Linked DNA regions of Mus musculus: all the other regions are linked to region 1. Evidence: chromatin loops called from intact Hi-C (ENCODE). Cell type or tissue: left cerebral cortex. All regions are shown on one strand.

The links. Hi-C counts contacts between places; a loop is a spot of excess contacts. Peaks named below come from ENCODE experiments on the same cell type or tissue, not always from the same donor. Only the 100,000 strongest peaks of a DNase experiment are listed, where the experiment ranks them.
Region 2: a loop joins it to region 1, with 12 times the contacts of the local background. A loop is called at or near these places in 14 of 42 quality-filtered maps.
Region 3: a loop joins it to region 1, with 9 times the contacts of the local background. A loop is called at or near these places in 22 of 42 quality-filtered maps.
Region 4: it touches region 1 in a loop (9-fold over the local background); 34 of 42 quality-filtered maps call a loop at or near these places.
Region 5: it touches region 1 in a loop (2.4-fold over the local background); 22 of 42 quality-filtered maps call a loop at or near these places.
Region 6: a loop joins it to region 1, with 2.6 times the contacts of the local background. A loop is called at or near these places in 2 of 42 quality-filtered maps.
Region 7: it touches region 1 in a loop (21-fold over the local background); 19 of 42 quality-filtered maps call a loop at or near these places.

What each region holds. Positions count from the first base shown.
Region 1 is chr10:56,370,776-56,374,775 of GRCm38, forward strand. No RefSeq gene overlaps it. Among named protein-coding and RNA genes, the nearest start is that of Gja1, 4.5 kb to the right of the region's middle. In left cerebral cortex, a CTCF peak has its summit at 2,453 (motif pointing right); a DNase peak (open chromatin) is centred at 2,466; H3K27ac peaks cover 266 bases.
Region 2 is chr10:57,315,722-57,319,721 of GRCm38, forward strand. No RefSeq gene overlaps it. Among named protein-coding and RNA genes, the nearest start is that of Gm24285, 140 kb to the left of the region's middle. In left cerebral cortex, a CTCF peak has its summit at 1,576 (motif pointing left); a DNase peak (open chromatin) is centred at 1,558.
Region 3 is chr10:57,181,340-57,185,339 of GRCm38, forward strand. No RefSeq gene overlaps it. Among named protein-coding and RNA genes, the nearest start is that of Gm24285, 9.3 kb to the left of the region's middle. In left cerebral cortex, a CTCF peak has its summit at 2,436 (motif pointing left); a DNase peak (open chromatin) is centred at 2,414.
Region 4 is chr10:56,999,385-57,003,384 of GRCm38, forward strand. No RefSeq gene overlaps it. Among named protein-coding and RNA genes, the nearest start is that of Gm36827, 19 kb to the left of the region's middle. In left cerebral cortex, a CTCF peak has its summit at 2,152 (motif pointing left); a DNase peak (open chromatin) is centred at 2,127; H3K4me3 peaks cover 371 bases; H3K27ac peaks cover 527 bases.
Region 5 is chr10:56,838,708-56,842,707 of GRCm38, forward strand. No RefSeq gene overlaps it. Among named protein-coding and RNA genes, the nearest start is that of Gm36769, 95 kb to the right of the region's middle. In left cerebral cortex, a CTCF peak has its summit at 2,228 (motif pointing left); DNase peaks (open chromatin) are centred at 481, 1,066 and 2,231; H3K27ac peaks cover 1,050 bases.
Region 6 is chr10:56,882,793-56,886,792 of GRCm38, forward strand. No RefSeq gene overlaps it. Among named protein-coding and RNA genes, the nearest start is that of Gm36769, 51 kb to the right of the region's middle. In left cerebral cortex, a CTCF peak has its summit at 2,213; a DNase peak (open chromatin) is centred at 2,443.
Region 7 is chr10:57,445,894-57,449,893 of GRCm38, forward strand. No RefSeq gene overlaps it. Among named protein-coding and RNA genes, the nearest start is that of 4930467K11Rik, 38 kb to the right of the region's middle. In left cerebral cortex, CTCF peaks have their summits at 2,260 (motif pointing left) and 2,474 (motif pointing left); DNase peaks (open chromatin) are centred at 1,497, 2,242 and 2,480; H3K4me3 peaks cover 297 bases.

The DNA.
Region 1 (4,000 bases):
GATGTCAGGAACCACCAAGAGATTAAAAAGTCACTAGAGGGGGCTGGAGAAATGACTCTGTAGCTACGAACTTAGTTTGATTCTCAGCACCCATACTGGATAGCTCATACGTGCCTAAAACTCCAGCTCCAAGGTATCCAACACCCTCTTCTAATCTCCAAAAACACCTACACACACACACACACGCGTGCGCGCGCACACACAAATAATCCTAAAAAGTCACAAGAACCTTGCAGTTATACGAATCCTGCTACAGTAATTTTTCAGCTTTAGTCTTCTGTACCTCTTCAGGCTGAAATAGTTCTAATGCATAAAGAAGTTATAGTTCTATGGTAAGAGATTTCTTGGGAATAATTGTGTTGTTTTATGTTTGCACTAAATAAAAACTGTGTTAAGCTTGGTGCCGTCTATCACAGACATGCATGGTTTAAAGTTGAGATTGGTCCGTCTTCCTGTGTACCAAAACCAGCTCAGACATACAACAGAAAGGCACTTTAACGACCTTGGTAAGTGGTAGTATAACCAAGCGTTGTAAATATTTCATTTGGGAATTTTTATCTCAGCTGACTCTTAAAGCAATGTTAAGTCAGTCTGTTTTTCTTTTCTTCCTTTCATTTGTTATTAATTCGATTAAATACTTGTCTGAATAATGTCTGAATAATTTTCTTCTTGAATTTGTTATTTCAACTATACACTTGCTTTCACTCTTAAATACAAGGATGTTTTCAACATGTAGACTGTTCTTTATGCTTTCTACATCTCCACAGCATGTGATGCAATGATGAATATGGACATACAGAATATGAACTGATGGCAGGTATCACACACATGAGAGAGCTATCTTCCTAATGATTTTTTTTTCCAGACAGTGTTTTGCTGTGTGACTCTAATTGGCTTAGAACTTGACATGTAGACCAGGCTGGCCTGCAATTACAGAGATCTGGCTGCCTCCTCAAGAGTGGAATCAAAGATGTGTGCTGAATGACTTTCAGATAGTTGAGTAATGTTCATGCTATTTAACCTAAAATCAAGTCTTGAAATATTTTCTCTTTTGGTGGGTAATCAGCAGACTAAAATTCCAAATATAGTCAAAATTTAGATGACCAGCGCAAATGTTCCTTTGTTCTTTTCTTTTTAAAGCAGAGACAAAATAGACTTAGGGAACGTGAGGGAAACTGTCAAGAGTGGAAGGGGTTCCTCTATTTTAAAGCTACTTTTACTTTTAATTTACACACAATAATTATGCAAATGTGTGTTGTGTTAATATATGAATACAATGTGTGGTGGTCAGAAAATCTGGGTAACAGGAGGTTGTTCTCCTTATGTAATCAAAATCCGGCAGTGTGTAAAATCACTATAGTTTTGAGCCAGGAATGTTGGTACGTGCCTGTAATCTCAGCACATGGAAGATCAGGAACTCAAGATTGGCCTTTCCTACACAGCTAGTTGATGGCTAGCATGGGCGACATAAGATCTTGTCACAAACGAAACTAGCTCTCTAGCTTTTGCTCCTAAACAATTTATTTAAAATTTTGAGGCTAGACATGTTGTTCATAAGATTTTCTTACAATTTATTTATTTAGCACATGTATATATAAGTGCATTCATGCCAGAGTATGCATGTGGATGTCAGGGGCCAATTTAACAAGAGTCTGCTTTCTCCTTCCAGCATGTGGGTCCTGGGGAATCAAATGCAGGTGGTTAAGCTTGGTGGCAAGTGCTTTTACCCACTAAGCTATATCTCACCAGCCTTCTATTCATAGGATTGTTAACAGTGCCTCCACCTAATTATAGAGGGGAAGACTGTGATTCCTTTCGAAAAACAAAACTAGCATTCTTTTTTTTTTTTTTTTCTTGTTCTGGTTATATGTTGCTTTTTCAAAATTCTTTTAAGAGAATGAAAAGACTTAAGCTCAACCACCCTAACACCGTTTTTGGTTTTGCGTCCAAAATTAAATATTCCATCACCGGGGCTGGAAATATGGCTCAGAAGTTCAGAGCATCGACTGCTCTTCAGAAGTCCTGAGTTCAAATCCCAGAAACCACACGGTAGTTGACAACCATCTGTAATGGGAACCGATATCCTCTTCTGGTGTGTCTGATGACAGCTACAGTGTACTCATATACATTAGATAAATAAATAAATAAATAAATAAATAAATCCTTTAAAAAATCCTTTCACTGGCATTTGGCAACTGGCAGGCATAAGACACAGTAAATATTTACTGCATAATTAAATGTAAACATCCTAAAAGATTAACTGAGCGTCATAGAAAAATGATATCAAAGATTAAATAAACTGCAAGTGTTTTATCAGTTATATTTTTTAAAGCAGAGTTGAGGTTTGTTGAACGACACTTGTATATAAATTAAGCGAAGGGCTAGGAGGAAGGGATCCTAGGTGTGGCTTTCTCTAAGAGAGCTGCCACAGTAGCTTCTTGGGCTGTTCATTTGCACTCTGTACAGAAGATGGAGCCAGAGACATATTTATCCACAGCTAAACGTCTTTTCCATTTGACAAAACAAAGCAAAACAAAGCAAATTCTTCCTTCCCTTTATAAACATGTTGTTTGTTTGTTTGTTTAGCTTCAAAGTCAGATTCACTAGGAGGTAAATGGAAGACCCATAGAAATTTTACCTAGACAGAGTCAAATTTTGACGTTTACATTGTTTTCAAAGATGTCAGAGAGCTAAATAAATGGGGAGCAAGGTTTCAGTTACAGGAGTCCTCTGGAATTGAATAGGAGGTGAGTTGTCAGGTTTCAGAAACTATGTAGAAAAGGATTCTAGTGTAATTTGTTTGTGAAGCTGCTGGCTCCTAGCATTCACAGTAAGATCCCTTCCCAGCTGGCTACCAATCTAGGAAAAGCATTCCCATATTTGCAAGCCGTCAAGCTCCACATTCTCGTCCACTCTTTCCTTGCAGACGGAAAAGAACACACAAAAAAAAAAAAAAAAAGTTAGCTTAAATTGAAATTTGATCCATACAAAATTATTGTAGTTCTGATAGAAGAAAATATAAACCAGGATAGCTGCTCACACCAGCATTCTAACACAGGAAATAAGGGAGGAGGGTCATAACTTGTTTAGTGAGACTTTATCTCAAAATTTAAAACAAACAAAAAAAAAACCTCAACCTCAGATAAAGGTGTCTTTAATCAAAAACTGGCAGCAGACAAGCTGGGGATCTATATTGAGACTTTAACTCAAGAAGGAGCTGGAGGAGAAGGAGGAGGAAGAGGAGGAGGAGAGAGGAGAGGAAGAAAGGAAAGGAAAGGATAAGATAATAAAATCTAAGCCCACTGCAATGTTATTCTTGATCCTCCCAGTCTTAGATAGCTCTGTCTCCTACAGATCCATCTTCATTCCCAAGGAGCTACTTATCAGCTCTTCAGTCAGGTGACCACCTCTCTCTTGGGAGAGAAACTACCTTCATTCTCCTACATCCCAGCCCTCTACCTCAGCACTTCATTTTCTGTAAGGTCTGCATTCACTCTTGTTTTCAATGAATAATTGCCCTTTCTGAGTTAAAGACCTAGAAAGCCTCAGGCTAGTGTTATTTTCCTTACAACTAAACCGCCTCCCAACCATCTTGAATGCCTTTCTCCTCTTGACCTTACTGGCTTTTGTCATTCTTTTCTTTGTGGGCTTTAGAGGAAATCCATTCAAGCTGTGCGCTTTGTCTTGGAGATTCACGGCCTACATTCCTTCTTTTAACAAACACTTTAGAACCTGTGGCTTTAACTGTCGATTCTTTTCCGTTAAATTACAATCTTTACAAAATTTTAACCTGAACACCTTAACCCACAGTTGAGAGGCCCCTTGGCTACCTTTGCCTAGGCATTTACGCTCTCCATCACTGGATTCTCTCTCCTATAGTGTCTTCTGCTGCCTCCACCCCTTCCCTTACCCCCCACCCCGCACCCCTGCACCCCAGCTTCCGTTTTTGGTGTTAGTAATATTTTCCCAATTAAATTTCCAAACTTGCTCTCCACTTCCT
Region 2 (4,000 bases), 940 kb after region 1:
ACCTAAATTTTGGGGGTCAAAGAAACTATCTCTTTCATAACTACCATATTGAATAAAGTGGGCACGGAAATATGTATTGAAAAAATCCATGCAATGAATTATAAGTTAATGAGAGCAATTTAAAATGGATAATAATGCCTTGTGGGTCCCAACCTATAGAAACTTTAGCTCTTAGACTGGGGAGATGACACAGTGATTAAAGCATTTTCCATGCAAGCTAAAGTCTGGAATTTGGGACCCTCTTCAAAAGTTGACCAAACAAAATGGACATTCATATCCATAAGACCAAATGAGAGGAGAGGACTCTAGAATTTATGTTCATGGGAGCTAACTTTATATAACTGATCCTAAAAGTAAGAGGAAATAAAGGCACTCCAGGGATTTGCCCTGTAATTAGTCTGACAGTCCTGTGGGTGCCTGGAATGTACAACGATGTACAGCTGATACAGTAGGATGCTTCTTCAATTCTGATCTGTTTGAACAAAAAGAACATCTGCTATCTATTGATGGAGTGAAGGGTTTCTTTGTTTTTGTCAACTTTTGCACAAGGTTTCCTAATTCACAAAACTTATGTGGATTCTTGACCACTAACACAGTTTTTTTAGAGACATCAGAAAACAGCTTCCATAACATAGCTTAGGCAAAATGTCTTGAGTTGGACAAGTTCCATGAAGGATGAGATTCAGAAAATGAATCAACATTTCATTAAATTCAAACATGGCTGGGAAAGTTCCCAGTGTTTGAGCCTGGAGAGTTAATGTCCTAGCTGTATTGAAATAACTAATCAAAATATCTCCTCCTCTCAATACCAGTTATTCAATCCAAGAATTATATTCTTCACAAGTTCTCTCAGCTACATCCGCCTGAATACTCATATGTAATTTAACATAAAATAAGGAACTTTGGAAAGGTTTAAGTAGATGTATTTAAAGGCCATTAAGAACACAATGGCTTTTTTTCCCTTTCGGAAGCCACATGAACAGAACCACCAGTGGCTTTGATTTGTCTTACACAGAGAAAAAGATTTCACTGGCTGCTCCGGTGAATGATTTGACAAATAAAACTCTTGATTTGAACCGTATTACATGGTATATTAGGCAGAAAAAGCTAAGAGCAGAAGGCAATCATCGGATGCAGGATCCATGAAGCAAATTTACTGGAACTGTTAGTAAATTTATTGGATCATTGCTTTTGGAATTCCATATAAACCATGCAAGTCATTTTATTTTATTTGTTTGTTTTTTTTAAAGAGCATGCATCTGCCTTTTGTAGTTTCCAGGAATGATAAGGGAATGCTTACAAATGCTACTTTTCTTAAGAATGTCCTGAACTTGGTTGATCTTTATTCTTTAGATCCAGACAAATATGATTCAATCCTTATTCAAATGTAGGAAACTGGGTAGTCTTTCAAAACAAATATCAGGAAATTGCTTTTGGAAAACCAAATAAAAAATATACCTCTGCTTGGTACTTGGCAATCACAAATTACCTTCCTATGTGCAATTTCCAGAAGATTGCCAACCAAAAGTGCTTCTCACCAAGACCAAAGGCCCAATGACAGAAAGCTGCTGCCATCTACAGGAATTGTGGAATATTATCCAAACTAAACATTTTTCTGAATTCAAAGAACCTTATGGAAAGCAAACTTGATGTATCAAGCTATGCTCCCTAAACAAGAAACCTCCTTGTTTATCAGAAACTGCCAAGTCATCTCTAAGCTTTCTGCCTACAGTTAGATTTTATTCTCTAAACCAAGTTACATTTATTTGCTTTTCAGAAATACAATAAAGCATAGAGTGCATTATTTAGTAAATTATAGCAGTTAATGCACAAACAGAAGTAGATATCTCTGATTTCCTTACCTACATTTCCATAGTAATGCTATCCCCTTTCCTAGTTTCCTCTCCGAAAGTCCTCTATACCCTCCCACCACCCTGCTCCATTATCTGATCATCTGATGGGTTCCCCCCCCCTACGTATTACCACTTAATTAGAAAACTGTGAAGACTGTATAGAAAAGCATGCCTGAAGTCCATTAGGAGTTTTGGCTCTAAAATTTCACAGTAGTGTGATATTAAGCAAGGATTTCGCCATCACTTTGCTCACATTCATTACCACTAAAATGGGAATAACAAATGCACCACATAAGTATGATGAAGCGTAAGCAAGAGACTATACATTAAGACAGCTAGTAAGAGTGGACAGCACTTCTCACGGAATTAGCTTCATGACAATAAATATCATTATTATCAGGGTATAATTATCAAATGCAAACCTTAAGTGACATCTCATTATCTCTGAGTATATATGCACTTATATGTATGTATATGCATGTATATATATACAAGTATATATATATATATATATATATATATGTGTGTGTGTGTGTGTGTGTGTGTGTGTGTGTGTGTGTGTATACAAGTATATATGCATGTACGTGAGTATATACAGATGTTACATATATGCCAGAAGAGAACATGGCAGGAAAAGGCAAGGTATTCGTCCATGTAACTCACAAACCTGACTAGGCATTCCAATCATCTCAAGAGTTTTAAAAATCAAAGTGCTGCAACTTTGCTCCAAGACATTATGATGTTAACAGGCAGAAGTTTTATTTATCCCTAGGTGAGTCTTAAGTTTGGCCAAATGTGATAGCCAGTGTTAGATACTTAGTTGCGTGTTTTCATCGCATATGACTAATACCCTAATGAAGCTTTGTGAAAACAATCATGTCGTGAAATTTGTTGTGATGTTTAAGTAGATGGTACTCTTCGCCGTGCCATCCTGTTCCCTTTCGAGCACGTTGATCTCCAAAGCATATACTCAGAAAATAAAACATTTTCTAAACATCATAGATTTCCCCAATGATGGAAAGACATAGCATTTATTTCTAACTACCAAAAACAATACTATAGCTAATTCAAAATTAAATGTATAATGAGAAATTTTACACATTCTGGGATTTGGAAAAGCTGGGAAACATCTGAGTATCTGATTCTTTAGCCCAGCGAAATTCTAATTAAAACTTGAGCAAAAACTGAATGATGCATCCATTTGTGTACTGTAAGAACATACCAGTTACAAAAAGTATAAGGAAATAAGTAGTTATAGTCAAATTTTACAGGTATTCAAAATTTACTGCCTTTTAAATGAAGTATGTCCCTCACGGGCTCATTGGTCGAATACTTGGTGTCATTCCCCACCCCATCCCCAGTGGCGAAGCTTTGGAAAGTTGAGGCAGACATTGAGGGCTATAGGCAGACTGGGTTTCTGGTTCTATCACTGCTTGCTGATCCACCAAGATGTGAACAGTCCATGGACAGAGTTACTACTATGCTCTGTGTCTTCTCAACTGAAAGTAAAAATAAGCTTCTCTTCCCTGAAGTTGTTTCTGTAAAATACTTCATCACAGCATACAGAGATGCAACTCATATAACAAATCACCTTCTGTATTCCCAGAAGTCCACGTTGCACTTTTCTAAAGCAAAGGGTATTTGGAGAGACTGTGGCTGACTTTAAGTGATAAAGTCCATGCAAATGTTTATTAATTTTAAAAGTACATACATAGATAAGATGTGATAGCCAAGTTCCTTTGCCAACTGCCTGCACCATAATACTGTAAAGGTTTGATGTATTTTGGCTACAATCCAAGTTAATTAAAGCAGCCTTGGCATAGATAAGACAAAGTTCTCTATTAATACCATGAATATGCACACAGTGCTAAACGAGAATTTTTCAGTAGCAACCTCAATGTCAAAATGAATTTTGGGAAATAGTTGGCTATTTACACAGAATTGGGCAGATGTTTAGCATGCTAACAAATCATTTTCTGCTTTTTCTGCAGAATTCAACTTACGTGGTCCACATAGTCCAGTTAATGTAAAATTCAGACTAAACAGTTTTAAACATAATAACTAATTATAAATAAAAAGAGGAAGAGATAGGCTTCTACTATTAAACATGAGCAACATACAAAGTGTTATATTGTAGGAACTTTACA
Region 3 (4,000 bases), 810 kb after region 1:
ACTACAACATAATACATAATGTGTCTATTAGGTATTGGAAGAAAAATTCAGAGAGCTTATCCAAATCCAAATAACATTATGGGGATGGATTTGTTTTTGAAAAAAGTCTTGTTTATTCCCCAACAATCCTAGAGCATAGCAAAGTAATGTTTTGTTCACTTTAACTGGAAGTCTCTGCTCTGTTTTCACCAGTCCTGTATCGTCTAGCAACATCATCTGAGGCATACGTCTCTGTTAGTTATTAAAACTGAAACCTGCAAAGCAGTTGTAGAACTTTCAACATTCATCAATCTTTAAATTTAATAAACTTTCTAGGCTCCTTCTCCATGGCTAGAATAACAATTCATGATTGAAATGCAATAAATGAGGTGTGAATAGCAACACTGTGTCTGGTGAATAGCAAAGACCAACACAGAAGAGATCGGGAGAATGTGCAGGGGAGTTTCTGAGAAGCCCAATCCTACTGATCAGAATTAATACTTTCCACCTACCCACAAAGTCATCCCTGCCGACATGGCCCACACATTTACAGCATGGAATCTTGATGGATATGAATCTCAATCTCTTGCTGTGTGATTCTATCTACCCTGTGGCTATGTGGTATGAGGAAGGCTAACTGTTCTGCTTGGTCCTCACAAATCACACTGCAAATATTATTACCAGTCTTTCTATGGTAACACACACACTGGAATTCAAAATGACTCTCACCCACATTCTTATTTCTTCACATGTAGCACTCAGACTAGCAAGAAATGGTTCTAGAAATGAAACAAGCAATTATCCAACACACAGAAATAACCACGTTGGTGTCATTTCTACTTTAAACTGTAACAGTTGGAAGGAATTGTCTGCTAAGCTTCTGATTAAATCCGGATCATCTTTCTACCTTAACCCTCTCTGAAAGGTCCTCACAGACATACCCGCAAGCATGCTCATTGTCAATCTAGTCAAATTACCTATAAAGATCACCTATCAAAGTCTTGTTTCAAATTCCATCAGGACTGACACTGCTGAGAGTCTGTTTAGTCCTTGCATTTGAATATAAAGCTAAATCTTACAGGTAAAACATATACTATCACCTATCTGTGTATACTTTAAAATATATAGGTATTCATTCATACATTGGACATGGTATAATAACCAGATTGAGTTATTACGGTACCCAAGGACCAGTAAATCTATGACTACATGTAGGATTTTAGATTTCAAGTGCATTAAAAGCTTGGTCTCCAGCCATCAACACTATCAGGAGACAGAAATGACCTTAGGACACTGATTCTTTCGGAAGAAAGTTACATTATCATTACTAGAGATGTGCTTTAATGGGAATGCCATATACTGACTCTCTTCTCTCTTCTTTGCTTCCAGGATGTCATGATGTAAGCATATTTATTGTCCCAAATGTTGCCCACCATGATTTATTGCTTTTAGACAGACTCCAAAGCAACAGAGCCAGATAAACCAGTCCTCTTTTTAAGATATTTCTCTCAGGTGTTTTCTCACAGATGTGAGAACTGATTAGCTCATGAAAGATGATATGATTTTACCACTTTAAACATGTGGAAACTTTGTATGATGACTAACTTGTTGAATGTTCTTTGAATAAGTGGTAGAGCCACAAATGAGATCTAGGAAGCCAAATTTAAGGGCCACAAGCACAAGAGTTTAATAAGTACCTAACTCTGAGTGGATTAGCCCTATATTCTACACAAGTCAAGAAACAGGTCATTATAGATAGTTAGATAGGTAGATAGATAGATAGATAGATAGATAGATAGATAGTGATGTATATTTAAAATAGATTATTATTCTCTCTTAACCCTTTCTGAAAACCCCTCGTAGACATACCTAGATGTATGCCACAATTGATGAGTTCATTCTAAATCCAGTCAAATAGCAGTGATTATCACCTATCACAGCCTTGATTCAAATTCCATCATAAGTCATGATGTTGTTAGTTTACTTATCTTCCCATTAGAATATAAAAATTAAATGTCACAGGCAAAAGACATACTATCCCACACCTTTGTATTATCTATAAAATTACAGTTATTCATTCATACATAGGACATTGTATCATAACCAGATTGAACTTTTGCATGGTTAAAATTAAGTAAATACACACATGTATTTCAGTGTGTCAAACTTTTTAGTAGGTGCTTACCTGTAGCATCTTGTGAATCACCTATATGTTCATAATTCATGGTCACTATTAATATTTAAAACAAGTGATTTCAACTAACTTTAATGTTAGATGACATAAAATACCATGAAGACAATATGGAGTACTTTGGTGGAGTTGCTGGAAAAATAGCAGAAAAGAAGAAGTTGAGGGGGAAATGGGAAGGGCTGTGTTCTTACAAATGTGTATTCCAAAACAAATTTCTACTTGGAAGTAGCCACATGCTTTGTTTCAGATGGCAACAGCACCCCCTGGTGAAGAGCAAGCATAGTTTACAACTTTCTCCAGAACAATATAGATGATATGCTCCATGGGCAAAGAGGTATAATTAGGAGTAGATAGCTCAGTGTGTTCCACGCAGCACTGATTATAGGTAGCATCTCTATACTGTACATTGAAAAAGGCCATAAGGAAGGATCTTGGATGTCTTGACCATAAATATATAGGTGACAAAGCTATATGATCATTTTCAAATAAGATTAATATAAATTTAAGGATAAAGGTAAATATTAAAAGCAGCCTTATCAGTTTGTTGCTTGAACTAGCATTTGCTCACACTGATCTTACTTCATTTTAGAAACTAATTCTAGAACCCTGGAGGCCTACTGTCACCCAGAGCAAATGGTTGAGATCCACAAGCACCAAGCCCATATGTGCTGGATCCTCATTAAAGCCCAGCAGCCATAAAGTTTGCTCTTTCCCCTTTGTGCTATATTTTCCAGTCCATACCTCTAACCACATCCCAGAGGCTTGTAGCAATCAGGAACCACCAGGTGAGAACCCTATATCCCAATTCCCTGCCAGCTGGACCCTCTGGACAAACTCAGCAGTGGCAAACTCTGCCCTGTTCCTTCTGCACTCTATTTCCTGGGCCATGGCTCCACCTGCATCACTGGAGGCTTGCTGCTGCCCAAGGATAACAGATAAGGTCCTCAAGCACCTTCTGGTCCTTCTGGCCTCTGCCTACTGGGTCATCTGGCAAGGCCAGAAGTCTTGAGGTCTGCTCTGTCACCTCTGTGCTCCATCTTCTGGTCCACACCTGAACCTGCAATCCAGGGTGCTTGAAACCATCTGGGGCCACCAACACTACCTGCATCCCTGTGGGCCCTCCCCTATCCCAAACAATCTGCAGTCTGAAACCATCAGGTACCACCAACTCTGTCCACATACCTGAAAGTCTGCTGACACCAGAACAGTCAACTCAACTTGAAATCCCAGAGGCCTGCTATCACTAGGGACTGTTAGCTCTACTTGCAGCCCCAGAGACTTGCTCCTATCAAGGACTGCCAGGCCTGACAACATTAGAAATAGATGGCTCCAGGACAACATAAGAACACAATCAACAAAAGTCAGGGCAATGTGGCATTCTTAGACCCCAACTATTTTACGACAGTAAGCCCTTGATATCCTAAAAGATCTGAATTGTGAGAAAATAACCTTAAATCTAATATATAAAGTTGATAGAGGCCTTTACAGTGGAAATGAATGAATCTCTTAAATAAATACAGGAAAATACAATCAAACAGGTTAGAGAATAAATAAAACTGTCTAACACTTGAAAAATGAAAATAGAAGCAATAGAGGAAACACAAACTGAGGCATTCTGAAGGTGGAAAGCCTATGAAAGAGAACAGGAAACACAGATAGAAGCATCACCAGCAAAATACAAGAGATGAAAGAGAGAATCTTGGGCATAGGAAATATGATAGAAGAAATTGATATATCAGTCAAAGAAAATGCTAAAGCTAAAACAATTCTAACACAAAACATCCAGGAAAGTTAGGACACTATGAGAAAACCAACCCTAAGAATAATAGT
Region 4 (4,000 bases), 630 kb after region 1:
TCTTAACTCCTTCTGGCTTCCATCAGAACCTGCATACAGGGGGTATACATGTAGGTTAGCACACATGAACATGCGCGCACACACACAAACACAAAGACATATCTGCATGCACACACACACACACACAGAGAGAGAGAGAGAGAGAGAGAGAGAGAGAGAGAGAGAGAGAGAGACTGGAGACACAGCTCAGTAGTTAATAGGACCTATTACTCTTAGAGAATTCAACTCCCAGGCCCCTCATGGTGGTTCACAATTACTTTTGGCTCCAATCCCCCCTCTGACCACTGCAGAAAACAAGAGCACATATGGTACACATACGTAAAGACAAAACACTAACTATAAAATAAAGTGAACAAACTTAATTTCAAAAATGAATGAATAAAAATAATCACTAGCAAAGTTAAAGTGGCAGCCTAAACAGCAACAGTACAAATAATGCAAACTCAATAAAGAGAAAAAATCCTTAAAATTAAACCCTAAATATTTCCAAATGAATTAAAATAACTAAAGTTTAATTGTAAGAAAATACAATGGAAATGTTTATAACAATATTTTGCTCAGAAAAATTATACAGAATAATTTGCTGCACTATATACACTCATAATTTGAAGAATTAATTTTTCAAGGCTTGTTTTTACTTTGTCAAAGGAAAATTATAGACTTGGCACAGTGTAGTAAAGACTTAATACAGGAACTTAATGGTGATGTGACAGTTAATAAAACTATATCTTGAAAGTAGCTGGCAATGCTCTGGATGATAGTTAGCTTAAATGGAACAATTTGTTAAATCATTCAACTAATGCTTAGTAAGCATCCATTGTATAGCATTATCAAGTATGTACTGTGAAACTCTTGTGGTCGATGCCATATAAAAAGTTACATGCTTCTGTGAGATTTAAAATGTAGCAGAGAAAACACCAGCGCTTAAAAAAATGGATGATATCTTATGATCCAGTATATATATTTACATATATATATATATATATATATATATATATCAAATTAGTTTGAATGTTTACTTGAAAATACTTTAAATTCTTACATTGAAAACATAGAAAACACAGAAGTGGATGCTCACAGTCAGCTATTGGATGGATCACAGGGCCCCCAATGGAGGAGCTAGAGAAAGTACCCAAGGAGCTAAAGGGATCTGCAACCCTATACGTGGAACAACAATATGAACTAACCAGTATCCTGGAGCTCTTGACTCTAGCTGCATATGTATCAAAAGATGGCCTAGTCGGCCATCACTGGAAAGAGAGGCCCATTGGACATGCAAACTTTATATGCCCCAGTACAGGGGAACGCCAGGGCCAAAAAGGGGGAGTGGGTGGGTAGGGGAGTGGGGGGGGGCTTTTGGGATAGCATTGGAAATGTAAATGAGGAAAATACCTAATAAAAATATTAAAAGAAAAAGAAAACATAGAAAAATAAGAATCAGATGAAAAGAGACAGTTGGTTTAAAATGGTTGAAGTCAATATTTTGTACTCTGTAGTTACGTTATTTCCGTTCATTTTGATAGATCAATTTCTCTAAAGATTGGAAATCTTTGGGGCCAATAAAAATACCCTGAATATCTTCTGTGTCCTGTCAACATTCACATATCTTTATTATCTAATAATAAGGTATACATCCAGATACTATGCTGTATAGTGGGCCTGACTGAATGGCATATTAGAATTCAAGAGGGAGCAGATTTGATGTACAGTCTGAGAAACAGACTAGAGGGACCAAGGAAGCACAAAAGGCTTATGTCGGATACTAGTGAACCTCCCTCAAGACCTCGGCAGAGTTTTCAGGAAGAAACCGTAAAGAAGTGTTCTATATTCACCTCAGGACTGAAGACAAGAACACTGAAAAAAGATGTGATTCGGATACAGAATTTTTTGAGTAGCTCCCGTTTGAAAGGGGTAAATGAAGTGCGTTAAAAATATCCACCCCTCTGAGAATATCCAAAATAGAACTTTCCTTTTGAAAAACCAGAGAGATGTGCTGGGATCCTTTTCAAGGTCACTTTAACCTCTAAGAAATCAACGCAGTTTCTGTTGTGAGAGCAGGGTCGCCTCCCCTCCTACCCTTCCTTATCCTGATCAGGTGATGTCTCAGGCGGCAGCGATTCTTTTTTAATGTAACAAACAGTGCCATCTACTGACCAACTCATGCTACTGAAGCGGTAAATATTCTAGGACAGTAATTTGATCTGTGATAGGCCATTTGTCACAGTCTACGGAAGTCACATTTTACACGTGCTTATTCGAAGCTACAAGCAGGACAGGTGCCGTCTGTTTTGATTGTCAAGACTTTTTTTTTTTCTTTTTAGTACAAGAAGAGATTGAGGTCCAAGAAAACGGATCATTTGATCGTAATTTCGACTCTGTGGTTTTTTGTAGAGAGTACCACTTTGAACTGAATTCCCCTGAATGGAAGGAAATGTCACACTTTAGAAGTGTAAACAAGTCTTCAGAGTTCTAGAGCCTCGGAGTAAAAGCTAGATGGGGATGAGGGATGAAAAGGTGTGAGGTCCGTAGAGCAAAGCACACTGCCCAATGACGGACAGTCTGGGGAGAAGGAAAATGCTCACGTGGACTGTCAAGTCGGAGAATGAAAGGAAAATGAGCCAAGGCTATTTTATTTCTCCCCCTTTAATACTATAAAGCTTGGAAATATTTAGGTCAGTCCCATGTGTTCCTACATAGGCATTATCAATAATTCCATCTATTGTGTTGCAAGTTGTATGGTGTCAATAATCAGTCACTTACAAATTTATGAGAGTTAGGCTGAAGTAAGGATGGATAATGCAGTGAAAATCTCCCTATACTTTGATTAATGAGAATTAAGCCCCATTTGGTTTCTATTTGCACCCAAATCAGGAGAGTGTTGTTACTGTTATTGTTGTTATAGGCTGCATGCAGATATTACACTGAACAGTTCCATGGTTGTGGCATTCATGCTGTTTTCCTATAAGCTTCTGATTCTATAAATGGATGTAACCAATATCTGTGGGATGGAATATTTGTAAAAGAATATGCTACCTTCTCCTTTAAGAGAGAGAGAGAGAGAGAGAGAGAGAGAGAGAGAGAGAGAGAGAGCAAGAAAGGATGTTGATTTTGTGTATAGGGAGATAGGGAGGATCTGGGAGGAGCTGAGAGAGGAGGAACTATAATAGAATATATTTTATGAAAAAATATATTTTCAATTAAAAATATACTATTTTCTCATTTAAGATAGGAATGAGCAAGTTGATAAAATGGGTCCAGATGTTTGTTTCCGTTGTTGCATTGAAGCTCTTGAAACTGTATGAGGCACATTCTCAAATTATATAATATATATCAAATTAGGAAATGAAAGTAATCTATCAGCCAGATGAATCATATTCGGGAGGGTTTCTGAGAATAATACTCAAGATGTACAATATTACCAATCTTTGAAACACAGAAGAAAAAGAAGGAGAAGAAGAAGAAAAAGAAGGAGGAGGAGGAAAAGGGAGGAGGGGGGAGGAAGAAGAGGAGGGGGAGAAAGAGGAGGAGGAGGAGAAGAAGGAAAAGGAGGAGAAGAAGAAAACAGCAGCACAGAAGGCAAGTTTGACAGCAATGCGACCATTCAAATGCACACGATCTCAGTCTGCATACAACCACCTCCTTCCATTTCTCAAACCAAAGGCTTCCAAAGAGCCAGGAATCTACAGAACTAATGATGTCAATGACCATAGCAACGCAAGCACTGGAGGGGTGCGCTTTCTTCACAGGACACTGTCCTGAGGGTTGTTAGTAACACTGAAACTTACTCTGGGATTAGACAAGGACATATGGTGGAGGCAGAAGGCAAGTCTTCACAGAGATGCCTCTTGGTGATAGCTCAGGACAGACCTGAGAAATGCTGACAACAGCTGCTGGAGCAAGTCACAGACCCACAGAGCATGTGGAATAGCACATGGAACCTGGCTCTGGGCCTCTGTAGTGGGGTTTGTTTAGGATTTCAAAATAATTCAGACTCAGCATC
Region 5 (4,000 bases), 470 kb after region 1:
ATCATAAAAAAGAAGTAAAGAAACTTAAGGAAAAATAATACCATTTAAATTAGTTATAATTGCTTAAGTTCCTTCTTTCCTTTCTTCCTCCCTCCCTCCCTCCCTCCCTCCCTCCCTCCCTCCCTCCCTCCCTCCCCCTCTCTCTCCCTCTCTCTCTCTCTCTCTCTCTCTCTCTCTCTCTCTCTCTCTCTCTTTCTTTCTTTTTCTTTTTTAAGGAGGGAGCTTTATTGATGTTTAAAGTTAATGAAACCTATAAAGTGTTTAAAAAAGGAAAGGACTATCTCCATTTGCAGGAGTCTGCCTTACGGCCTGGAGCTGTGAAGGGGGGTGTGGCACTACCTCTCCTGTGATCTATACCAAGCAGGGAGAGATTCAGACAAGGTGGTTTGGGATTAGGCACAAGAACTAATGGCTTTCCTAATTATTCCAAGGGGTCCTGTGATTGGGCTCGAGGCCAGCACACTTTGGCCAGCAAAGCCTCTCAATTAAGTACAGTCTGCACGCCAAGTTCCTCAGTAAGAGCACGTGAAAGGGCTTCTTTTGACTTTTGATCAAATCCATTTAAATTCTCTGCCATGGGACCCTAACTGTGTCTGGAATCCCTCATACCTGGGCGGCCTTTTTATTAGGTTTTTGTTCTTAGCGTGGAGCTTCTGGTCAGTAGGGTCACAGCGCTCTCACGTACATGTGTTCATAATAAAACATTGCTGTGGAGCTGGGTAGAAGCCAGGCATCTGTCTACATTCCTCTTCGGTCTTGGAGGCAAGAGACCTGCCTAATACCCCTGTGAGGGCTGGACACTAGATCAATACTTACTGAATTGAAAAACAAAACAAAACAAAACCAAAAACAAAACTGAAAACAAACAAAAAATCCTAAACAAGAAAGTTCTTGAGCTAGCAGAGTATGTACCAAATAAACAGATGGTATACATTTCCTAGACTCCTTGCTTGCCCATTTTCTCAGTTACCCTTGGTGAGGACTGCTATGTTCGCACTCTGAGGCTAACAGAAGTTTGTCACCCCGGGAAGCTCAGGGGGATGGCAGTGTGCCTACCTTGTGGCTGTCCTTTAATCCCTCTTGCTTTGAAATGCTCATTTGCAACCAGGAAGGCAGGTCCCCTGCTTGGATCTGGTCAAGGGGCTTGTAAAAGAGGCTCTCACTTCAGTTCAATTCCTGTTCTCTTCAAGTTTAAGAAAAAGGAATGTTGGCTAACATTTAGTCCTGGGGACATACTTTCAGGTTTCATCAGTGTCTTCTCTGTTGATTTTAAAGGATAACACAGCATGCCCATAATTCAGGAGGACTTAGGTGAGTTCCCTCTAAGATATTCCCCTATCTTAAGTTGGAGGAGTTAGAGTCAGTAAATGAAATGACTGAGCCCCCAAGCAAGAGCCAGGGCAGTCTGGCACATGCTCACAGCCTTGGGCTGCTCTAAGTTGTCTTACTTGGAGCAAAGCAAATCTGAGAGAGCCAAAGCAAGAGACAGAGACAGACAGACAGACAGACAGACAGACAGACAGACAGACAGAGACAGAGACAGAGAGACAGAGGGAGAGAAGGAGAGAGACAGGGAGAGAGGGAGAGACAGAGAGACAGCAACAGAGAGAGACAGAGACACTAATGCTACCATTATTCTGATGAAAAATTGGTAACTACTGAGCTTGTAATTCTCAACCAGGAAGATTTAGAAAACTGGTCAAAATGTATTTCTCCAAGTTGAAACAATATTTGCAAAGGGACTTCAGAAAGAACAAAAACCTGTGAGGTGGGACAGGTATTACCTGAAAGAAGTGCTGGTGGCCGGAGCAGGAGCAAACTGGTGTATTTCGGTTGTTGGAATTCTTGTCAACATCAGAGATGCTAGCATACCTTTATCTAAGAATGTCAGTGGCTGTGTGTAGCCCTTCGGTCCTTATTTTTAATGCATACCTCCTACTCTATGGTGTTTTTTATTTTTGTTTGTTTGGTTTTGGTTGTGTTTTATTTTCATTTTTAAATTTTAGGACAACTTTGCTAAGTAGTAGGAGACTAGCTCAGTGACATTTTCCAAAAGTCATGATTTTAAAAAGAACGGAAGATTCTGCTGTGCAGAAGCAATGTGTTCTTGTTTTTATTTTTGAAACCGACTTCTTAATTGAAAAAGCTCAACCCATTCCTATGAACCCAGTCAGGTTCTTAACTTGACCCTTCTACAGCACTCCTCCCTTTGAGCGCCCCCTTGAGGTCAGCATCTTCATAAACAGGGCCTTCCTGTCAATCACTGTTTTCTGAGAGGTTTCACAAGCAGCTGAAGAAGGAATCACACAGGTACTGTCAGTGCTAAGGAAACTATCAATGGGAAGGAACGTAAGAGCAATATTTACGGGGATCTCCCCCTGATGTCTTGTTAGATGAAGAAGCACTCAGAGCATCCTCTATATGCAGAAATTGACAGGCATTCCAGAACATTCAGAAACTGGGGGAACTAACAGCATATATAAGCAACCATTCTTCCTGCCTTCCTGACACTTAAAATCTCTTTTACTATCTCTCTTGCTTTGATCTTTTGAAAAGAAATTGCGTCAGCAGGATTCAAATTTGTTCCTTTCTCACTTTATATTTCATTATTTATTCACTCCCTTTCTTCTGCTTTCAGTTATAGTCAATTTTCTGAATACTTCCACCCCAGGATCTCTCTACATCCATACTGGCTTCTTCTGAGAGACAAGCCCATGATTTGGAGTTTCTGTTATAATTTTCAACAAGGATGTTTCAAAGTCATTTCAAACCCGACCCAACCAAACAACATTTGAAAGCTCCAGCTATTTCACGCCAAATGAGCGGCAGCAGCCGCCGAGTGTGGTGAATCTAGATGATTGATCCCTTAGGGCTGAGCCCTCTGGGAATACCTCACAGTAGAGGCTCACACACGCATGAAGGGTCTGAACCAGGTTATTGGTGAGTAACAGTGAACGGAATCAGTACCACACCTATTGCTGCTTCTTTTGGCTCAGAGTTTTCTACAGCCTTCATGCTTCCAAGGTTAGCTTTCCTCTGACGCAACCGTTTTAAAGAGCTGTGTGTGTGGAGGGCTGAGGTTGCTTGCTAAATGGCTAAATGATATTTTCTTTCACTCACATTATTTTTCTTCCCTCTTCTAAGGATATAAGAAGCTAAAACCAGATGATAAAGAAAAGGGTCCAGCCACATTCAACCCACAATAAATACACACATACATACACACCACAATTCTCTCTATTTCTCTCTCTCTCTCTCTCTCTCTCTCTCTCTCTGTGTGTGTGTGTGTGTGTGTGTGTGTGATTTGTAAAGGACTACCCTTGAAAATCAAAAGTGCAATCCTGACTCCCAGTTAAGATTCAATTCTTGAATACCAGGCATTTTCTTTGCTCATTCTGTACCAACTTAAGGCATAGTTTTGTGAGCTGCCAAGCAGCACAGCCCCTCAGGCCCAGCACTGCCCTGATGTCTTCTACAAAGCTGCCCCTCCCTTTCAGCCTTGAAGTGACTCCCAGACCAACTGGACTGTGTCCTGATCCAAAAGGCAACCGCTTTTGATGCTGACCTTTAAATACAATAGATGCTTCCTTCTTTTCATCTCACATCATGTTTCTTTTTAACAAGAACATGGAGACTTTTCTGCAGGACTCACAGCAGACTCTTTTCTCATAGAGAATCATACATAATTAAGAGCATAACTTTGGGTTTTCATGTACAACTTGGTATACCATGAAAAATTTTAGTTTTGTGGAATTTTTTTTTTTTCATGAGGAGGAAGCACCCTCTTTACTGGGATAGCCTCAAGGGTGGAATGAGTTACACTGTGACAGTTTACAAAAAAGGCCATACAGTGATGGAAATTCAATTAAAACATACACACACACTCAAACACACACATTCTCTCTCTCTCTCTCTCTCTCTCTCTCTCTCTCTCTCTCTCTCTCTCTCTCACACACACACACACACACACACACAGAGTCAGATGAACGTATGAAGTTGG
Region 6 (4,000 bases), 510 kb after region 1:
CTTTTCAAAGCTGTTTGCTCAGAGCAACCACAACAAAATAACAATAACAGTATGGTACTGGAGTGGCAGTAGTCATGGGGATCATTCATAAACAGCTACAAGAGAGTTAAGCGCGAAATTTCTCTTTCTCATACTTATGTGGTATAAGTTGAAAGAAGTTCATTTCTATGTAACTTTTACATTGTAGAAATGCTGCAGATATAATGTTTCTGAAATAAATGCTATTTAGCAATAGAACAATTTGATATTCTTATAAAAGAAACAGAGAATGATATAAATGCCCTTGGTAACTTGAGTCTATAAACCCTTATAGAACCTAACTTCTGAACCAGGAAAAGACTATGGCATATAAGGATATTGTGACTACAAGGGTATTGTGGGTATTTAAAGTCTCTCTTGTTGCCCAGAATGAAGTGTTAACAGAAATGCAGTAACTTTGGCAGTTAGCTGCTCTGACAGCTTAATATAGAATCATTTACTTAGGTGCAGCCCCAGAGAATACAGAGCTATGAACATGCAATTAAGAATGTACACAGAAAGCTAGAAGTTCCCCACGTAACTTTGAGATATCCCAAGCCGCCTATCATCACAGAGTAGATGTGGCTGACAGCTGAGCTCAGTGGATGATTAGAAGGATTGAACCGTTATAGCACTGACTAAAGGTTTGAACTGTCAGAACTCTTCTGCTAAGGAACAGTCATTATTAAGAAGCTGTGCTGCCCTGCCTCATTGGGTGGGGGTATCTTGGAGACATGGATGAAGGTATAAACAAGACTCTTGAAATGTATTCAACTCTTACTTGTCTCACAAGACAACATCAATCTTTTGTAGACCACATCCACAGATTACGAAAGTTACAGCTTGCAAGATCCGGGACACAAAAGGAGAAAATTTATTTATTTATTTATTTATTTATTTATTTGATAATCTCAATCACAGCCCCCCTTCCTCCTCTTCCCCATTCCCACCCTCTCATCCTCCTTCTCCCATCCCCCTCTCCCCTTCTCCTTGGAGAAAAGAAGGCCCAATGAAAGAACATGCATGGTCTAGACCTAGATCCCTATACATATGCAGCAGATATACAGCTTGGTCTTCATGTGGGTCCCCTAACACTTGGAACAGGGGCTGTCTCTGACTGGGACTCTGTTGCCTGACTTTGGATTCCCTTCCCCTAGCTGGGCTACCTCTTTTGGCCTCAGCAGGTGAGAATATGCTTAGTCCTAATGCAACTTGATGTGTCAGGGCAGGTTGATACCCAAGATACTTACTTTTAAGTCAACCCACCGGAGAAAAAAAGAAAATTCCTTATCTGGCAGATTCACTTGAAGTATGGGGATATGGAATTGGGTAGTGTAATCAGCAATTAGGACTCAAGTTACCCTATTGATTAGCTATAGAAAGAAGCATTAAAAGCTATATTTTGTGGGGTTCTATCATTGTATGCAGGCCCCTTTCTCCACTGCTTAGTTGTTCTAGCTTCAGGCAGGAATATGACGTAGCCGATCCTTCCCTACAGTGTTATGGGAACTGATAAGACTGAGCATTTATTGACTGCCGGTTCTGGCTTTCTACCCAGGTAAAAGAACTGCAGGTAGCAGGTGTCTTAGGCTTTCTATTGCTTTGATGAGACACGATGTCCAAAAGCAAGCTGGCAAGGAAAGGCATTATTGACCTTATCCTTCCACATTGTAGTCCTTCATTGACGGAAGCCAGGGTGGCACACGGACAAGGCAAGAACCTGGAAGTAGGAGCTGATACAGAGGCCATGGAGGGGTACTGTTTACTGGCTTGCTCCCCATGGCTTGCTTGCTCATCTGATTTTTATAGCACTCAGACTGACCAGCCCAGGGACAGCACCACCCACACACCACCCACACTAGTCAGGGACCACCACCATCAATCACTGATTAAGAAAACACCCTACAGGCTTGCATGTGGTCTGATTTTATGAAAGCATTTTTGTAATTCCTGTTTCCTCCTCCAAGATGACTTTTGCTTGTGTCAAGTTGACACCAAAACTATTCAGCACCAAGGGAGGGGAAAGCAGCTGATTTATCTACATATCAAAATGCCTTCTATTCCCAAGGCTTCTAAAGAGGAACCCAGCAGAGGGTAAAAAGAATGACACTGTGAGTTTATCCCAGTGCTTCCTCACTTCCTCTGCAGAGGTACCTTGGGCTGGCTTTGCCTGGTGGACAGTGCCTGCATCTCCAGGCCTCTCTTTTAGCCTCTTTCCTCCCTTCCTCTCTGGCATGGGGCAGGAAAGCAGAAAGGTCTCTATTGCTGCTAGTGCCCCAGGTCCCTGTATTATTCTAGCAGTTTCCTAAATTCCATTCACATCTTGGCCATTTGTCTCTTTGTAAATAAACCTTCCTTGAGTTCTCTGAAGTGCCTGGACCATCTGTTTCCCGTGAGGAAGGTCTCCCACTGACATTTAGATGGCTGATACTAGACATGCCAAAACCAACTTTAGAACATGCGGAGGCAAACTTGGCAAGCTTCATCACTTAAAAAAAGAGTTCACTAAGAATTTTCCTTTATTGTGTATCTTTTGTAGAAAAGATATCACTGGGTCATCTAAGAGGACATAGGTTTTGGCCTCTAGTCATTTATGAAATGGCATTGTGCTACTGCTGACATTCCCATTAGTGTTGCTAGATAGCCCAGCCATGGAAAAATGGGGGCTAGAGCAATCCTTTAGAGGCAGAAACGGACCGTGCCTCCTGCCGCTTTGCTTTCCAAACTGTCCAATACTACCCATGTGCCAGTAAAGACAGAAACTCCTTGAAACTGTAAAAAGACCAAACTAAACCATTGCTTGATCAGTGCAAAACCACTTATCATAATAATCTTTCAAGTTCCCCTTCTACTGCTCTTACATTTATACACTCACTTTAAATCAGCTTGACATTCTGTAAATCGTATCCTTTGAGAATTTTCAAATATTAGGGTGGATTTTTACTAGTCAAACTTCTGTCATTGTTTATTTTTCTGGTGGCTAGTGACAAGGAATAAGAGGAGGTAAATCACCAGCAATTAAATTTTCTGTCTAGTTACCCATCTATGTTTGAACTAATGAACTCTACTAAATTATGGAAACATAGATTGAGCAGGTATAATCTGTTAAATTACCTGGCTCTTACCTAAACCCTGAAAACAAACAAAGCAAAAATAAAAGAGATTCCTCACGTTACATATAGCTGTTCATCCTTTGCTACTATCTAATGCTTTTACTAATTAGGCAAACATGTGAGTATTCACAAGTGTTAGTGTAGGCACCAGTGCTGAAAATAAAAAGATTAAGAAAAACTCTGCATACATCTTCCTTCTGAAAAGTTCCTAGTCCAATTGTAACTATGATACAAACGTGTAAATACTATGGTAAAGTGAGCTGTGTGTCCACATAGGAAATGCATCTGAATCCAGTGATACTTAGTGTTGAAGATCTTGGGATGTTAGGTAGGAGAACAGTTTTGGAAGATAAATAAAATTAGGCAGACCAATAAAGTGAAGGGAATTAAGTTTTAGGGACAGACAAAAGTGCAAAGATCTAAAATGGGGTGTGGTTCGAGCCCTGCTGAGGGTACTTCAGACCTGGAGGAGAAGGCAAAGAGTCAGAAGATAGGAGCAATTCTCAGGAATCCATCCAATCACAAGCCTAAAGCCGCCTCAGACTTTACAGTTGTAGGGACTGTGACATTAGAATAGTGTTGGTTGTGTGGAGGATAGCTAAGGACTTAAGAAAGAAGCACGATGCTTAGTGTAGCTGAAAATCTACAGTGGTTTTGGTTCTTACAGTAATTTACACATTGGTGTTTCCTAAATTTTCTGAAGATTGTTTTCCATGTGCTCTGCCCAGTCTTGGGTTTCACAAATGCCACAGGTGAGCAAAATAGTGTCTTCAGCCATCAGACTCCCATATGAATACCATAAGGTCTAGAGAAAGAAAAGAAGCTTGTTTTTGGGCTAGAGAGATGACTTTGTAATCAAGAGCATTATC
Region 7 (4,000 bases), 1.1 Mb after region 1:
TGGTATCTTTCTACCTGCCCCTCCCCCCAATTTTCAGGAATGCCTAATGCACAATCTCCTCATTTTTTTTAAAGAATTTTTTATTTAAGTTATGTATGTGAGTATGCTGTCACTCTCTTCAGACACACCAGAAGAGAGTATCAGATCCCATTACAGATGGCTGTGAGCCACCATGCTGTTGCTGGGACTTGAACTCAGGACCTCAAGGAGTAACCAGTGCTCTTACCCACTGAGCCATCTCACTAGCCCCCAATCTCCTGGTTTCTAATCCCCAAAACCCTGCTCTCTCTTCTTTCCTCATGCTTCCTTCTCTGTCTTCATTTCCCTCCACACCTGATCTTTGCTCCTAAACTGGTCCATGATTTCTAACTCACAGAATGAAATCAGCCGACCATCTATCCTCCCCACGTCTCCATTTTATCTCCTGACCTGGCATCACAAACAATCTAAACTCCTTTCTAGAAATGCCAAAACCCTTCAGAAAGTGATGGATCAGGCAAGGCTAAATGAGCAGGGAAAGAATTCTTTTTGGGGGTGAAAAACTATAAGGAAAGCTAAGAATTCTTATGCAGTATTTTCAATCATGAATATAATAGAAATGCTGAATATATACTGTACATGTAAGGACATGTTTTAAATGTTTTTACACAGTCCATTCCTTTAAGTCCAAGGAAGTTTTGGGATGCTCTGGAGTTTTGTTTTTATAAATTACTATTATCATTCCTGTGGTTTAAAGGAAGAAACTAAGGATTAGTGGATACATATTACACAAGAGAAATGAAGACAAAACTAGGCCTAGGGTTTCCCTGAGTTGAGAATCCTAAACACTTTTATGCATTTACATAAAATACATAATTTGCCTATATACAAACGCTGAAGCTCTCAATTTTTACAATATTTTTTTAATTAGCTATGTGTGTAAGAGGTATATGCATGTGAGTATGGATGACCTAGAGGCCAAAAGTGCCAGATACCCTGATATTGGAGTTGTAAGCAGCCACGAATAGAGTAGTATTGGGTGCTAGAAACCAAAATCAGGTCCTCTACAAGAGCAATACTGTTCTTAAACACTGAGTCATCTTTCTATCCTTATCCCTTTTCCAGCGAATGTTTTCTGATGGATACTATCAGGAGCTTTAAAATACTTCAGAATGTACACACACACACACACACACACACACACACACACACATACGCCCATATAAATGGCAACAACATATTAACAACATATTGTGAGCACCCTACAGAATTTACTTATTTAACTTACAAGATAAACATGCCTACAATTTTTCCAATTTGTTTTTCTTACTTCTCTGAAGTGCAGGGTCCCTCTCCCCCAGCCAAGGCCACAGCATCAATGCAGAATTCGCTGTCTTTTACGTAATCTGCTAGGCCTTCCTTTGAGATATTCCTTACTACTGTGACTCTTATTCACATGACTTCTATCACAACTGTCCTACTGTCTCACCATTTTGGAAGCATCACTTTAGCATCTTAACTCCACTCCCACTATTACAGCAGCTGTCATCTGACTTCCACACACATGCCATGGCACAGGCAAACCAAAACACAGACATGCAAGTAAGTAACGATAAAAAGTATAAAAGCTGTCTTACAAGCATGATTTAAAAAAAAAAAAAATAAAAAAAAAAACATTGCAAACATGCCGTAATAAAAAGGAAGTTGTTAAATAGATACAAATTCATATCTCAACCCTAAAAACATACAAATATGAGATAAAGCATGAAGTACATTTCTAGACCATACAAAATATATTTCTATACCATTTGGCACTTTTTGTATTAGCATACATTTCTTTAATAATTAAAATTGATAGAAGCATGAAGCAGAATCTGAAAGGGGAAAGAAATGTAAGAAGAGAAAGGTGGCAAAAGGCCCTTTGCAATCCCCTGGTGAGACCTGCTTTAGGGACTTGTAGTGTTAGATGTAAGCTCCATGGTACTTTAGTTTCTAACATAGCTGTGGCTTAGGAAGTCTCTTAGAGACCTGAATTAAACTGTAGGACACTAGGTTATTAAGATCTGTTTTGATAATGTGGTAATGATAATACAGACTGGTTATTTTCAGAAAAGCCAGTTATCATGAATTATTAAAGCCTTCATATTAATTCATATTACTGAATAGATAATTGATTCTATCCCACTGCCTTATTTCTGAACCTATTAATGTACAGCTGAATCATTTCCTACACAGCACTGCGCTGCCCCCCTGTGGCGGCTTCTGTGCATGACAGCAAGCGTCTTCTACAATAATCACGGTAAACGGAAGGTAATCATCAAACTTTCCCTATGGTCGAAGCGTTTCACTCTACTCCAAAAAAATATTGCATACGTTAAAATTTCTCAAATATACGACATAGCGTCACCTCAATGATCAAATTATGAAAATATAGAAATAGATTGTATTTTATTCTGTTTCAGATTACAATATAAAAACGTTCCCCGTTTTCCTACCTGTGCTTTCTGCGCCACCTACAGGAAACGTGTAGAACTTTTATTAAACATAAGCAAGTGCATGCCTCGTATAGAAAAACTGAACAAGCTCATCATTACTAAATTTATAAAAACAACTTCATCTCCTATGAGGGTCCTCACGTAGTCTTCTGGAAATGAAGTCAGATGTCGCCCTTCTTAGGAACACTATTGCTGTGGTGAACCACCATGACCAAAGCAAGGTACAGCCTTGGCTGCCTCTGGAACACAGCTTCTGTGTACTGACTCTCAGAAAACACTTCCCAGATTTCACCTCAGTGACGCTGGTCTCCTCTAACCACAGCTGATTCCTCAGCCCCGGTGGACCAGCATCCATTATCCCAGCAAAGCAAAGGTTTGACTTTAGTGGTTTTGGGTCTCTTGTTAGTCACAACCAATTCTTCAGCTCCAGCTGAACAAACACCACAGATTCTTCACATAAATGACCTGGCAGAGTCTTTGCTTCCCTCTGAAAGGTCACACATGAAACTCAAGAAGAACGAAGACCAAAGTGTGGACACTTTGCCCCTTCTTAGAATTGGGAACAGAATACCCATGGAAGGAGTTACAGAGACAAAGTTTGGAGCTGAGACAAAAGGATGGACCATCTAGAGACGGCCATATCTAGGGATCCATCCCATAATCAGCTTCCAAACGCTGACACCATTGCACACACTAGCAAGATTTTGCTGAAAGGACCCATATATGGCTGTCTCTTGTGAGACTATGCCGGGGCCTAGCAAACACAGAAGTGGATGCTGACAGTCAGCTATCAGATGGATCACAGGGCCCCCAATGGAGGAGCTAGAGAAAGTACCCAAGGAGCTAAAGGGAACTGCAACCCTATAGGTGGAACAACAATATGAACTAACCAGTACCCTGGAGCTCTTGACTCTAGCTGCATATGTATCAAAAGATGGCCTAGTCGGCCATCACTGGAAAGAGAGGCCCATTGGACTTGCAAACTTTATATGCCCCAGTACAGGGGGACGCCAGGGCCAAAAAGTGGGAGTGGGTGGGTAGAGGAGTCAGGGGGAGTGTATTGGGGACTTTTTGGATAGCATTGGAAATGTAAATGAGGAAAATACATAATAAAAATATTAATTCTAAAAAAAAAAAAAAAAGCAAAATACATCTGTGTTACTCAGTGATCCAGTATAAGAGAGGCCAGAGACTGTAAAGGCCAGGTGATACACAATGAGTAAAGAAATAGCTGAAGTGTTTCTTCGGTTGGAAGTTTATAAAAAGAAAGATACTCCACTATGTCTGGTACAGTGAGTAAAAGGGAAACAATAGCTGAGCACATTCACATAAAAACTAAAATCAGGACACCCAGAGACAGCTTGACTCCCAAGATGTCCATCATAATTAGGCTTGCAGGTGAGACACACCCCTCCACCCTAATACCTAGTATAACTGGGACCCCCATGGGGCCCAGTGGAGGCAGAACCTATCTGCCCTGCCTGAAGCACATCATCCTTCTAGGAAGCAGCTCTGCCTGGAACAGA